2 separate regions of the Homo sapiens genome follow, and region 2 is linked to region 1. The links are chromatin contacts, found by Hi-C or POLR2A ChIA-PET in ENCODE. All regions are on one chromosome and are shown on one strand. The core of a region is the stretch at or near the end of the contact, and the rest is flanking DNA. Distances in the headings are between cores, read along the strand shown. Region 1 holds the start of COL4A2 (collagen type IV alpha 2 chain). Region 2 overlaps COL4A1 (collagen type IV alpha 1 chain).

The links. Hi-C counts contacts between places; a loop is a spot of excess contacts on that map. ChIA-PET counts read pairs that join two places held with the same protein, here RNA polymerase II (POLR2A). Pooled maps may share reads with other maps.
Region 2: a map of heart left ventricle shows a loop between it and region 1 (3-fold over the local background). The contact joins the enhancer-like site here to the promoter of COL4A2 in region 1. A Hi-C loop is called at or near these places in 29 of 168 maps with a recorded cell type or tissue (Caco-2, MCF 10A, Right ventricle myocardium inferior and 15 more) and 16 of 50 pooled maps. POLR2A ChIA-PET finds 5 or more read pairs at or near these places in 7 of 52 experiments (AG04450, H1, MCF 10A and 2 more).

What each region holds. Positions count from the first base shown.
Region 1 is chr13:110,301,634-110,308,533 of GRCh38, reverse strand. COL4A2 (collagen type IV alpha 2 chain) reads right to left here and starts at 1,250. Exons shown (of 48, transcript NM_001846.4): 1 at 1,006-1,250; 2 at 587-674; 3 at 411-465. The coding sequence starts at 630. It overlaps COL4A1 (collagen type IV alpha 1 chain), which reads left to right and starts at 1,377. Exons shown (of 52, transcript NM_001845.6): 1 at 1,377-1,590. The coding sequence starts at 1,507. RefSeq lists enhancers at 1-787, 788-1,621.
Region 2 is chr13:110,261,775-110,268,643 of GRCh38, reverse strand. All of the region lies in intron 1 of COL4A1 (collagen type IV alpha 1 chain), which reads left to right. Among named protein-coding and RNA genes, the nearest start is that of COL4A1, 42 kb to the left of the region's middle. Within about 2 kb of position 4,588, at least 15 of the 41 ENCODE cell types and tissues checked have a DNase peak (open chromatin) inside an H3K27ac peak, as active enhancers do; they include ascending aorta, gastrocnemius medialis, heart left ventricle and 4 more, where a contact is called at or near this core.

The sequences.
Region 1 (6,900 bases), core at 1-2,500:
AGTCCGTGACAGAGACTCCCCACCAGCTCCCGAGTTCCAGGAAAACTTTTTTCGCCCTAAGCCTGGCGTCTCACTGCCTAGTGACTGACACACTTTCCTGGCCTCTACGGCTGCAGCTTTGCCCAAAGCAACGAAAACGGTGCCTCAGGCTACATTTTAAGTTCCCAGTTCCCGTGAAAGGCCGACGCTTGCAAAACACAGGATTGACGCTGGGAACCCAAGGGGAAGGAAAGGTGGAAAGCATGATGAGGGAAGAGCAAGCTTTCTCAGAACCTTGGTGGGCAGCCTGGCGAACATCCACACGCACACACACACTCGGGAGCGCACGGACGAGCTGCCTTCTCCAAGGCCACTCAAACGTCCCAACCACTCTCGGGCGCGCAAGTCCAAGCGCGGGAGCCAGGACTTACCGCCAAGACGCTCTGGGCGAGGAACCCCACGGTCACTGTCCCCAGCAGCAGCCACCTGCATGGGAAAGGGAGGAAGAGAGACGTGAACGTGCGGGCCCGGCTTGTCAGTCCCCGAGAGTTACACCGAAGGGTCCATGCGCGCGTGACCCACGGGGACCAGGCAGAAAGTCGCTTACCGCCGTAGGGCAGGGCCGGCCACCGCGCGCTGGTCTCTCCCCATGCTGGCGGTTCGTCCACTCTGGGCCCCGGTCAGTCCCACTTAGCCTAGAGGCGACAGACAAAGCGAGTTTAGCGCAGGATGAGGGAGGCAGCCCATCCTCACCGCCGGTCTCGGTCCGCGAGACGCGGGGACAGCGCGGTGCGCGGCCCGCATGCAGGGGTGACCGGAGGGCCGTCCCCCCCACGACCCGGAAAGAAGGAGAGCCTCCCGTTAGGCCCCTGTGGGTGCTCCTTGGCCGAGGAGCTCGGTCTTCGCTCTCCCACCCTCCCCCTTTCTACTCCCAAGCAGGAGAGCGTGCAGCCCTAGCCTGCACAAGGCGCTCCAAGTCGGTGCTCTCGGGCCAGGGTCTGGGCGCCGCTCGGGGGTCGCTCTCACCTCGGGCTCGGCTTCAGGGGCTGCTGCCCGAACGCATTGGCCCTTCCAGAAGCACCCGCCGGCGGCACACCGGCAGGGCGGCCGGCCTTGCTGGGCTCTCTGGGCGCCGGCCCCGGGGGCTCGGGCGGCCCCTTTCGGTCCTCGGCCTGGATCCGCGAACGCGCGGGCGCGAGGGGTTGGGACGCGGGAGCCTCTTGAGTGCGGAGCGCGGAGCCCTGGTGTCCCGGCGCACTGCAGCCACACTCCCGGGCCGCGCGCTCCCGCCGCCTCTTACCCGCGCCGCAGGGTCCTCCCCTTTGAGGCGCCGCCCGCGCACCGCCGGGGGGGAGGGGGCAGCGCCAACAAATTGGGGAGCTCGGCCCGCCGCGCTCAGGTCTCCGCTTGGAGCCGCCGCACCCGGGACGGTGCGTAGCGCTGGAAGTCCGGCCTTCCGAGAGCTAGCTGTCCGCCGCGGCCCCCGCACGCCGGGCAGCCGTCCCTCGCCGCCTCGGGCGCGCCACCATGGGGCCCCGGCTCAGCGTCTGGCTGCTGCTGCTGCCCGCCGCCCTTCTGCTCCACGAGGAGCACAGCCGGGCCGCTGCGAAGGTGAGTTCCCGGCCAGCTCCGCTCCCGGCGTCCCGCCCCGAGCTTGGGCGCCCCGAGAGGCCCCTTTGTCCGCGCCTGGACCCGTCCGCCTGCCCCTCGGGGGTCGCGCGTGGCACGGCCAGGTGCATTCTCTGGGCCGGGGTTCGTTGGGGGTCCCTGTAGGCTACGATCGCGCATTGGTGGACCGAGCCTCCTTTGTTATGGTATGGGTACTGGAGAGTTAAGGAATTCCTCCGGGGAAGGGAGGAGAAACAGCCCGCGCTGTGGCGGGGTGAGGGTGCCTGGGAGCCGGCGGGATTTGAACCCGCGTCGCGGGTATGCTCGGCAGCTGGGCGCCTTCACCCGTCCCGGGTGCGCGAGGGAGTTGGGGGCTGGAGGGCCGGGAGCGCCCACCCCGCGCTGCTCAGAGACCCACACTGGGAGCTCCGAGCTCCTAGCCCCTGGGAGCAGCTTTGGGCGTATTTCTCCTTGTCTGGAGACCCTGGTGGCTGAGGCTGAAAAGCTCTGGGCCCTTTGCCTGGAAACAGCTGTATCTGAGCTTTCCCACGACTGCTGCCTAAGGCGCGCTCCAAGGCAGAAGTGGGGCTCTTCTGGACGCCCGGCTTGAAGAAGCCACCATCCTCAACTCGTTGCCTTCTATTAATATATATTTTAAAAAATTATAACCACATTCATATTTGAGCATGAAACCAAAGTGAAACTCCATGTCATTGTTCCATGCACAAATTGTTTTTCTAGTTTTCATTTCCTTTGGTTATGTGCTTGCCCAGAAAGGATCTGGGAGATCGGTTTGCAGGAGGTTTGCAGGAGTCGAGGCTTCCAGCCGTGGACAAGCCTGGACTGACTGTTGTTTCCTTTTTTCCTTCCCCTCCGAGAGAATAAAGACTTCAGCTGTTGCTCAGTGTCACAGCCATGCAGTCCCACAGGCCGGAAGGTGTGGCTTCTGAACAGATTTTGCAGTTTCTCCCTCAAATGCTTAAAAATGATTTTTGCTACTTACCAGATTTTCCATACTTATTCTTTTACTGTTCTTAATCTTGTTCTTTGTTTTCCTCTTTAAAAAAAAATTTTACTTCTCTCCTGGAAGAATGATACTCACTAAATCCACTTAACTGTATAGAAATTGTTAACTGTTACATGCCAGAGAGAACTGGTGATATACACACACGTCTCCTAATTGAGAGCTTATCTCCCTGGAGGCAGCTTCTCCACTGGGTATTGAAAGGACTAATGATTACATCAGCAATTAACTTCAGATTGTACCTCCCAGCCCAGTCTCCCCAAACTTCATAGCCAGTTATTTAAACACTCTTTGGTAATGATGACAAAATACTTTCCAAAGAACAGGCTTGAGAGCACTTTATTTTGGTCTAGAAATATTGACCAAAAGATTGAACGCTTCCAAGGTGAGATGGTGAAGCCTGATGATGGTAAGGTAAATCAGAGAAAGTTCTTCATTGGGAAATAGGAGCTGTTTGCATTTCGATTTTCTGATGGATAATGTTAGCAAAGCAAAGAAAGCTAACTGTAAGAGCTGGCTTTCCAAACATCCAGGACTGTAGAAAGAAAGAACCACTCAGTTACGCAAATCCTGTTCTCACCCGGGAAATCAAACGCATTAATGTTGAGTTGGAGATGATTTTACTTCCCTTTAATCATTTCCTAAAGCTCAATTACATTCCCGGCCACTGTCTTTGCAGTGTCCCTTGAGGTGCCATGGACTGTTTTTAAGAGATGCAGCCTGTGGGCACTTCTGATCACAGCTGACCTCACAGATATTATCATTACTCTGTATTTTCCCTGGCTTAATTAGAGAAAAGTGCTTAATGTGCAGATGATGTATGGGTATACAAGAAAATCACTTAAAAACTGAATCTGCCTAATTTTAAAATTTGTCTCACTTTTCATGCCATCAATAACATTTTGGCTTACCTCCTTCCAAAATCAGCTGTTAGATGTACCATAACACTGAAATAGCTTCAATACTGATCCAAGCAAAACATAATTTAAAAGCACATTTTGAATGATAAGATGCTGTGGATTTGATCAGATCCTCATTCAGAAGCCAGTGGAAGTGACTGTTGGCTTACCTCTCCTTTGCACTGTCTGAATCACACTTCACCTGCATTTGTACATCCAGACATCACCTGCTGTGTGCCAGGCATGAATTGCCCTTATTGTTTTTTCTTCATGAAAGGCTGTTTAATTTTGTATTTGCTGTATCTGCTATGGTCATATTGTTTACGTACTCATGGGTGGATTTTCTAAACCATTGATTTTATCCCACGCTGAACCTACCACTCTACTCCCCGCTCCTCCCTTCCTCCACTTTTCTTCAGCAAGAAAGGAGGAATAGCTTGCAGGCTCCAGACAAACACGTGCCAGCAGTGTTCTGATTGTGAGCACCCTCTACTCTTAGTCACTCAGTTGCACTGGGCGGAATGAACCCTTCCTGCAGCAGCTTTCACACTCCCCTCTAGCTGGTTCTGTGTGATGCTTCTTAACAGATTATTTCTCAGGATTAGAAACGTGAACTTTCCCCTCAGTGTGGTGATGCTTGTCCAGCAATACTGTCATCTCCTGACCATTAGTCACCACCTCTGGGACTGAATGACCTAGAGTTCAAACTAAGTGAGATTTCATTCCCATATAAGTATGGACCATGTTCTACTGGAAATGTAGTTTAGAAGAGAAGGCTGGTTTCTGAATCAGTCCCAACAAGAGCAGCATCGCCCAGGATCTCAGGAGTGATATTGGTGAAGCTATTCCTTATATCTGCAAGCTCTTTATATTAATAGATGGAATTGGACTAGGGTGAAGGGACATAACTTTAAGACCAACCAGAAGACACAATGTTCATGTACTCTGACTAGATTCACAGAATTATCAATGCTATATATTATTAATAGTCACGTGTACACAGGATGAGTGTGCTTTAGGCACCAGAGGACCTTACATTTTATACCTGCTTTTAAGCAGATGATTTGGGGGTACTCATCAAACTCTATACCTCAGTTTCCCTGGCAGGTCTGTCCCTTCCTCACACGGACCCGTTTGTGCCTTCCTTCATTCCACACACACATCGGGAACACCTCCTTCCTGCCATGACCTTGCCAGGTGCTGGCCATGCGGCAGGGACTCACCCCCACTCTCTGTCCTCAGGAAGGTCAGGTGAGAAATATTGGAAAAGAAACAGACGAATCCAAGTCAGGCTGGTAAATGTCACAATCAGGGGAATCGAAGGGCTATAGGAACACTGAATCCAGCTTTGGGGAACTCAGAGGAAACTTCTGGGAGGGGCTTCCGCCTCTGAAATATGAGGGAGAAATAGGAACTATACACCAGCATGTCATTTCCATGTGCACTGTGATGGTGTACTATACACAGAAGACATGGTCATTCTGCCTGTCTGCTCTCAAGTCTAAGGGTCTTTGCACTGAAAGATGACCTTCAAGTTTGCTCCTTTGAGATACCAAAATGTCATTGTTTCTGTGATTAACAATCTTGGTGGCTGAACTTTGCTCTCAGAGGGGTGGAAAGAATTGGAAGGGCAGGGTTTAGGAGACCAGTGTTAAAAAAGAGCTCCCAGCTCCAACTGAGGCCCCAGTATGTGGTCCTGTCCCTTTTCTCGGAGGTGGCAGGTAGGCAGGCAGGGGATGTTTGGAAAGTTGCGGCATGGATGACTGATTCTAGTCAGGAGTGCCTTTAGGAACTGACCCAGAAAACCTACCCTTACTTGGGCCAGGCCATGAGGGAATTCACAAAACCCTACATTATTCATTAACAAGGCTGTTGGCAAATTTCTGAGAACTGGCAAGGATGGTCATAACAAGTTCAGTTATTTAGTTAAGAGCTGGTAAAGATTTTGCAGACAAATGGAACCCACCAGTGATGATCTAAGACAAACCTTTGTAGACAGTGGAAGAACATCAAGAAGTGGCTAAATGACAACAGTGGTTTTGATGAATTCTATGATATTTGTTATAATAATTGTTCCCCAAATTGAAGAAGGATTAACCTCATTAAAATGTCTCACAAGGAGGTTTGGTATTTTGAGTTCTTGGGCTAGAGTCAGCTCAAGCAACAATAGAATGCCTAAAATAATGTTAGAGCATTGTTCTTCCTGCTATTATTAAGCAACCATGAAAAAATGTCAACTATAGAACAATACAAAAGACATATTCCTACCATTCTTATGCATACAATGAAAAGGGATGTCAACCAGAGCATGTTTTAATGGTGAATTTCTTCTGAGTCTTTTGACACTGTAGGAATGACTTTGGGGTGAAGACTTTGATAGTCTGGTACACAGTGAGCTGGTTCCAGCCTCGTTTCCCTCCATTGTTCTCCTGGTCCTAACTCTGGGACATGGGTCCCTCCTAGCGCTCTTTCCGTGTCTCTGCTTCTGTCTTCTTCCTCTTCCCATGCCCCTCAGTGTGGGTGAGCTGCAGGGGCAGCTCTGCGTGGTTCTCTTTGTTCTTTGCACTCTCTAACTTCCACTGGGGGTCTGCTCCATGATGCACCATTACTCCCTGAAGGGGACTCCAGAACTCCTTCTTGAACTCCAGTTCAACGTCTTCACATTTCCACGCGACGCCTCCCCTTGGCTGTCTTGCTTTGATCTCAAACTGAGCAAATATGTTCAGGACTGAACTCATTTTTTACCTGGACTGACAACCCTTCCCGACTCTGCCATTTTGGTCCTGGTGCCCTCTGATGTTTCTGGGTACAGAGCCCAGAGACTATGAGGCTTTAGCCTTTCCTCTTCTTTATCCTCTGCATCTGCTCAGTCACAAAGTCTCCTACTTCTTTCTGGATGCTTCCCAGAGGTGCCCGCAGCTTTCCCTTCCCACGGCTGGGACTCCCTTCCAGCTCTCTTTGCCTTGTGCCAGGATCACCACTGAACCCTCATGGCCCTGCCCCTCCTCCCAGCTCTCGTGCTCTCCAGCCCATTCCTCAGGCTGTGAGAGGCTAATTGCCCTCAATTCCCTAAGTTATGGTCATAGACTTGCTGGTTCAGGATCTGCCATGGCCACCTACTATCTCACTGGGGTTCCCCCTCTTTTTGGCTTGGCTGTGCATTCCCTTTGTGGTACGGATCTGTCAAATTTTTCTGGCCTCGTTCCTTGCTACTCCTCGACATACGGCTTTGGTAACTGTAAGGAAGGATAATCTCTGCATTCCACAGAAGCTGTTTCATCTTCTCCTGCTCCCCGGCCTGCAGTGTCCTCTCGTCTTCCCTCGGCTAGCACGCATTCCACTGAAGCTCCTGAAACAGTTCGCAGCCTGCCCCTTTTCCACGTGATCCCC
Region 2 (6,869 bases), core at 3,339-5,838, 43 kb after region 1:
CAATGGCCAGCAGAGCACAGTGGCACGGCCAGCATTTTAACTGAGGCTTGAAGCTCAAAAGCATTTTCCCTGCCACACCACCCTGAAGTCATCTGCAGAAGCCAAATGACCAAGTTTTTCTGGCACAGCAGTGAATGTTATCCTACTGTCATTCTTTTACTCGACACATTTTTGTTAAAAGCTCACTTGGACTGGCGAGGATGGTTGCCTTCTCTCTAAAGAGAGCAGAGAGCTGGCCATGCCGGCTTCTGCATACTCACCTCCCTTTCCCTCCCCTCCCCACCCAAGAAATCCCTGCCATCTTTTGCATTCAGGTCCAAGCTCCTGAGCCTGGCACGACAGGCATCAGAGTGCTCATCACAGGAGTGTGCAGAGCCATTCGTCATCCATATGCCTTTCCTGGTTTTGGACTGGCAGTGCCGGTGCTCTGAGGCAGGACACAGTTGGCATCGGCCCTGCTGAACCTGGCCCCTTGTCTTTATATGCTAGGGGTTGACTGAGGCCAGTGAATGTCTTGTATACTGTAGGTGCTTAACAGCAGTCTGTCAAACTTTCCTCCTGGAGTCAAATGTCATGAGCTTTGTGACCACTGCTTTCCAGAGAGTTTCTTTTTTCTGTATTTTTTTTTTGAGGGGGGCAGCTGTGTTCTAGGTGTTGATGATGTTTGGAGCATACCCTGTGAATAACAGATGTGCAGCTCTGTATAGGATCTTCATGGGGTTTAAAATCCTGACCTACATATTTTTTATGTATACATAAATACACATATACATATAAATATACATATAATAATAATTACCTATTGCCCTCAATGTTATACAGGACTGTGTTTTAAATTAAACATGTATTGTGTGTCTTATTTTGAAGCTATTCCAATGCCATTATTTGGGAACCATTGAATCTGAAAATCCTGAAATATTGCAAATTTTATCATAGCTATTATCTACTCCATGTTAATTTTCAGTTGTTTCCAGCTATAGATCAGTTTTCTTTGTCTAAGTGCTTCTTACACTCGTGTCACTGAAAACCTGAAGAGTACAGAGCCCAGCCCCTGTTTTGGGTGCTTGGATAAGGGGAGCTTACTGGTGGATAAGGAAAACTCCAGAGACTGAGAGCTCTTTGGAGTTTTCTGGGTGCTCCAGCACAGGGATGCTTTGCAAAGATTCCTCAAGCCCTTCTGCTTGTACAACCACCAGAAGGTGCTTTAGAGAAGGGGAGGCACTGAGATGACAGCTGTGCAACTCAGGATGCACCCAAGACAGAAAAAACACGTTCATCTTTGTGAGCTTGAGTTGGGCATCCTTTCCGCCGTTCTCCCTCTGTCCTTCTTGGAGGTGCTGAAAGTGTGCGTAGCTCCGTCTCCCTGCCCCTCCTCCCTCCACTGGGTCATGCAGGGGCTCCCTGGACACCAGATAGTGCGAGGTCCTTCCCCTCGCCTGTGTGGATGGTGGGGAGGCTCAGGGCCCACTGGGTGACCGGAAATCCTTTCTCCAGTGGGCTCATTGTGCTCTTTGTGCTCTGCTCAGCAGCCGCTGCCCTCGCTGTGGGTTTCCTTTGTGATTAATCCTTATCTGCTCAAAAAGGCTTGCTTCACATTTGCCCTTGGCTGCTGGTCCCTGGCAGAGTGCAACTCTGCTGCCTTATGCCTTTTTTAAGTTTTTGGATTCCTTTCAAATTTTCTCAAATCTCATTACCCTGATTAAACATTTTTTCGATTAAAAATTAAATTTCTAGAAAAGTGTCAGGAAGTATGCAAATAAACGCTGGCATGCTTTCCACTTGAGAGTCATCAATTGCTTACATTTTGCCACATTCGTGGTTTTACTGCCTCTCCATATTACTCTTGTTTTTTGCTGTGCCATTTGAGATTAAGTTGTAAAGGTCATCTCCCTTAGCCCCTGAACATGTCAGCGTTAGACCCAAGGACAAGGATTTTCTTTTACGTAAGCATGATACCTTTATTAAGTTCAGGAATTGTAACATTGTTGCAATTTTATATCCCATGTCCAGTGCACGCTCACTGTGCCAGTTAGCCTAGCACTGCCCTGTGTGTTTCCCCAAGTCAGCATCTGGTCTCCGCGACGTATACTGAGGCCCCACATTGCCCTGCCTTTCTTTGGGCTGCTGTTCTTTTGCTAGATGAGTTTTGAGTTTTAAGGTTTTCTTACCCCCATCCAGCTCCGTGGCCACATTTCTGCTAGCGTGACTCCAGGGCTGGAGGACCGGGGGTTGGCAGCCTTCTCTTGCTTTTCCTGAGCTAGGATTCGTGGCGACAGAGTTGGAACTACTCCAGGCGGGTTGTGACACGTCCGTCTCCCCACATGGAGAACGGTGGCTTGCCAGTTCCCCTTGCGTCCCTTCGGCTGGCCCGGAGCTTGGTGCGTGTGGATGCTGCCGTCTGTGAGCCCATTGTGAGACCGCACGGCTGAAACAGCTGAATTGGGGAATAGCTTTCAGCTCTTTATCTCAGTGGCGATCTTTCGCTGTGTGCAGTTTCCCGGGTGCAGGCCGGGGCATGACTTCATTCTTTAGGTTATGCGGCACCCCCCGCGCGGGCTGCTGGCTCAGTCCCCCTGCTTGCTGTATCTGCGTCTGGGGACCGCCACCACCCGCATCTGTCTCCACGTGGTGGCCATCCAGGACTCTCAGTGACGACACCGCAGACGGTTGAGCTGGGAGCCCTCACACACTTGCAGGCATCATCATCCCAGCAGGCATGGTGGAGTCTGGGGAGATGCGCAGGAATTCCCGCGGGCTCTTAGAGTCTAGTGTTCAGTGGAAATTCGTGCTGGGGATAAAGAATGGCCCTGGCTGGAGTGGAATTTCGATGACTGCCACATCATCTTCAGGAACTCCATTGTATTCTACGGGCAGCTCCCAAACCCAAGACTGCTGGCAGCAGAAAGGCCTCCAGGAAGGCACCTAGTGACGTAGATAACAAATCCGTTTTACGTGCCACATTTCCTCATAGGATGTGCATAGGATCTCCTTTCCTGAAAGCCAGGACTGGCATGCAGCTCCCTGGTTTGGGGTTGCAGCCACCTGTGTGGAGTCAGTTGGCTGGGCTGTGTCCTTGTCACCAGAATCAGCTCCCCTGACTCTCAGCGTCACACACTTCCTGATCCCAGGCTCACGCGCTGTGAAGCCTGGTGAAAGCACATGTGTCGTCTCTCCTGGGTTCACAGCCTGAGCTGTGCGCTATGAATGCGACTGCACACAGCTGTAGTTTAGGGTGCCTCAGGCTCAACACTGTGTGAGACTTGTTTTTGACTACTTTAATACTTTTCTTTATTTAGAATGTACCCCACACCTTTTCTGGCTTTGTGATGTACTCAAATTGCCTTCGTAGAATTAGGAAATCTGCATATGGAAAATAAACCAAAATCGTATTGCAGTCGGCGCTTTCCTCTTTCCTCTTTCTGTGATTTTCTACCTCCCTACCTTTCTTTATCCTTTCTTTCATCTGTCTGAAAGGAAGTGAGGTCACACTCCACTCATTCCCAGATCACTTGAAACATTTGGAGCCTAAGGGAGAATGGAGAAGGCAGCGAGAAGGTCTCTAGCAGTCAAGGCCGATCGATGATGGTGGGACGGCGCCCACAGCCCAGCATCTTGCAGAGCCGAGGTGGGCTGAGCTGCAGCAGCACTTGGCGATCCAGCAACAGGGAAGGAGGGGAAGAAAGCCCTCTTAAGACACAGTGAGAGACAATGGGGAAAGTGTAAAAAGCATGTCCCAGATCTCAGAGCCTAATGCCCTGGGATCACGTGGTGCAGGGGCCATTGGCCCTGTCAGCTCAGGAGCTCCAGTGGCCTTCAATCCCCCCATCAACCCCTGAGTAAGGGGAGAGGAAGGCAAGGAAGGAGAGATGGAAGGAAAGAGGAGAAAAAGAGAGGGAGAAAGAAAGAGACGGGGAAGGAGGAGACAGAGAGAGAGGAGAGGGAGAGAATATTATTTAATACTTTTGATTCACTGGGCCAAAGTAGCATGTCAAAACAATTTCCTTCTTTAAAACCTTTTGGATTTAATTAAAGTATGGAACTAGAGTTGGCATTCTTTGGTAGATTCTGAAGCATGAGGCCTGAATGTGCATCCATTGAAATACATTATTTTAACCTTTTACTTCTTTCTCCTCCTCTCCTTCCCTCCTTTTTTCCCTTATCTTTCTACCGTCCTCCCTCTGTTGTTCTTAGGAATTATTGGGAATTTGGATTTGGTTTTGGGCGCAGGTAGGGGTTAGGAGGGTGGTTGCCAAGTTTGAGTTTTAAGAGGGAACCTGCAGCCAGGTTAGTTGACTCAGCTAACTCCAGAGGACAGAATGAATGATTCTACTGGGAATGGCAAACAGGGTTCTGAGAGCTGAAAATACACATTTTATGAGGTCTGCAACTCCTTAAAGTCTATGTCTTTCCCTCCCATGAAGAAGGACCAGAGTCTGCGGTCCTTTGACCTCAGAAATAATTAACCTGGACTCCTGAGGGGTGGGTGTGGAATGCCTCCTCCCCGTTCAGCCTTCATTCCTGGCTGGGAGGGGTTGGGGACGCAGTCTGGGGTGTGTGTTGGAAAGCAGTGTCTCAGAGCAGGCTGGGAGCACAGCTGCCGCAGCAGCCCTCTCCTGCCAAGCAGTGCGAGGGATGAGGATGTCCTGAACTTTTTCTTTTGATACAGTTTTTACAGATGTGTTGGCTCTGAAAAAATGCTGGCCTACTTTTTTCTTTTTTAAATAATAGTAAACATTCAGCTGTTTAATTTTAGGTTTTCCTTTATTTACAATGAGGAATTCATTTTTACTTGGCCCTAATGTTGATAGCCTAAACTTACATTTCTTTAAAGTTTATTTGAGAGCCCTAATAAGTGTTTGTAAGAAATGATCTATAAAATAATATGCCATTTAATGATTAAATTTACATTTTCATTTAATATATAATTGGTGAACTGTTACTATCCATACAAGAGGCAAAATCTACTTTTTCATTCGTCTAGAAGATAGCATCAAATTCCATTTTGATGATAAAAATAAACACAGGAGCTGGGCATGGTGGTACACGCCTGTGGTCCCAGCTTCTTGGGAGGCTGGGGCAGGAGGATCGCATGAGTCCAGGAGTTTGAGGTTGCACTGAGCTACAACTACAGCACTGCACTCCAGCCTGGGCAACAGAGCGAGATCCCATATGCCAAAATTTTAAAATAATAATAAGAATAATACGCAGCTTGCTCATTTTAATGCATCTTTCAAAGTGGGTCTGTAAGGGCGTGGTGGGGCTCAGTTTATCTTAGTAATCTGTTTTGTGCTTGACATGGTAAAGGGTTGGGTGGTTTTCCCAATACTTCTTGATTACATGCTGTATTCTGTCTTATCTGAACCTCCGTTCCTGATTTTGAAGTATTTCATGAGGGGTGTGACATCATTCCTGGAGGCCAAGGCCGTCGTGAATTCACTGCAGACAGCTGTCTCTCCTTGGTCTGGGGTGGTTTGTCTCTGGCTTGGACTGGAGAGGATACACTGTGTATTCTTGGCTTTGAGTTCCTTGACTGCTTTCTGCTGCGTGGGAGTTTTCCAGGCATGTTTGGAGAGCGGACAGGGTTCAGCCAGCTAGACCTACCTGCCTGCTCTGGAGAAATTTGGTTCACTTGATCCAAGTTCAGATGCACAATTTATGGTGTCCAACTCTGGTCCACACACTCAGGAGCTCCTCTAAGCTCACGAGGTCCTTGGGGGATCAGTGCTAGCAGCCGCCTTTAGGGCACAAGTGTTGATGGACTCCTTGCAGCCCTTGAAATGAAATACTGGTTTTAAAATACAGCCGTAAACTGGAAGGTTATCATGAAGGAGACTTAGACCCATTGGGGAACACATCGAAGTGAAGCAGATCAGGACAGCTGGAAATTCCAGGCAGGGAGGATTAATCAGTGCAGCAGAATCAGGAGATGCGTGTTTCCCTGAAACATGTATTGTTTCACTTTCCTTCCCATTGTATGAACTCTGGACCCTGGGGGTTAAAAGCCTGGGCCATGCTTCCTCTTCTTGTACAGTAGCAGGAATGTGGGATGAAAAGCACTCCGAGATTGTTGATCTTTGTGAGATTTTTGCCTAAATAAAAAGTAGAATTAAGAGGGAGGAGGAAGATCAGTAAGATTTAAAATCCCATACTTAAGTTACGCACATGAAAGGAACTTCTGAAAAATGCTTTTGCCTTCTGATTTGCTCTAAATATGTGTCAGCTTCCAGTTGGACAGTTTAATTACCACCACTCTGGGAGGGCAGACGCATTTTGAAGTAGTAGCTGCATTTTTCATGTTGTATACTGGGAAGGCTGATGGTGGAGGGTGAGGGCGCTGGGTCCTGCCCTGGGCGGTCTCAGCCCCCCACTTGCTGGCGGGCAGGTGCAGGGCAAGCTCTTGGCCTTGCAGACCTCGCGGTCCTTGCCTGTGGGACTCAGGCAGTGACCCCCACCTCTCGGGGTGCGGTGACCGTTAAGCAGGAATCTGTTTCTGAAGCTCCTACTGCACACGGGGTACTCAAAAACACTGGTCCTCTTTCCATTCCTCCCCTAATGTGGCGTTGAAGAAACCACACTCCACCCAGTTAAACCCTCAGATGGAAGCATGGGCCTCCTGCATGTTTCTAAATTCCCTTTAAATAGGACCCAGTGTTTCCCAGCTTCCCGCCCGGTCACAGCTGGGACCCACCTGCCCTGTGCCCACCTGCCCTGTGCAGCCACTGTGTGCTGGCCTCGAAATGAGTCACTCACTGTCACCGGGGGACAGCCGGTGTCCCGGCTCTGCTCTGGCCTTGCAGAAGCTCTGAATGAACAAGTGGCAGGCACTGCACCAGGCCCGGGGTGGCAGAGGACGCAGAGTGTCCTTAGGA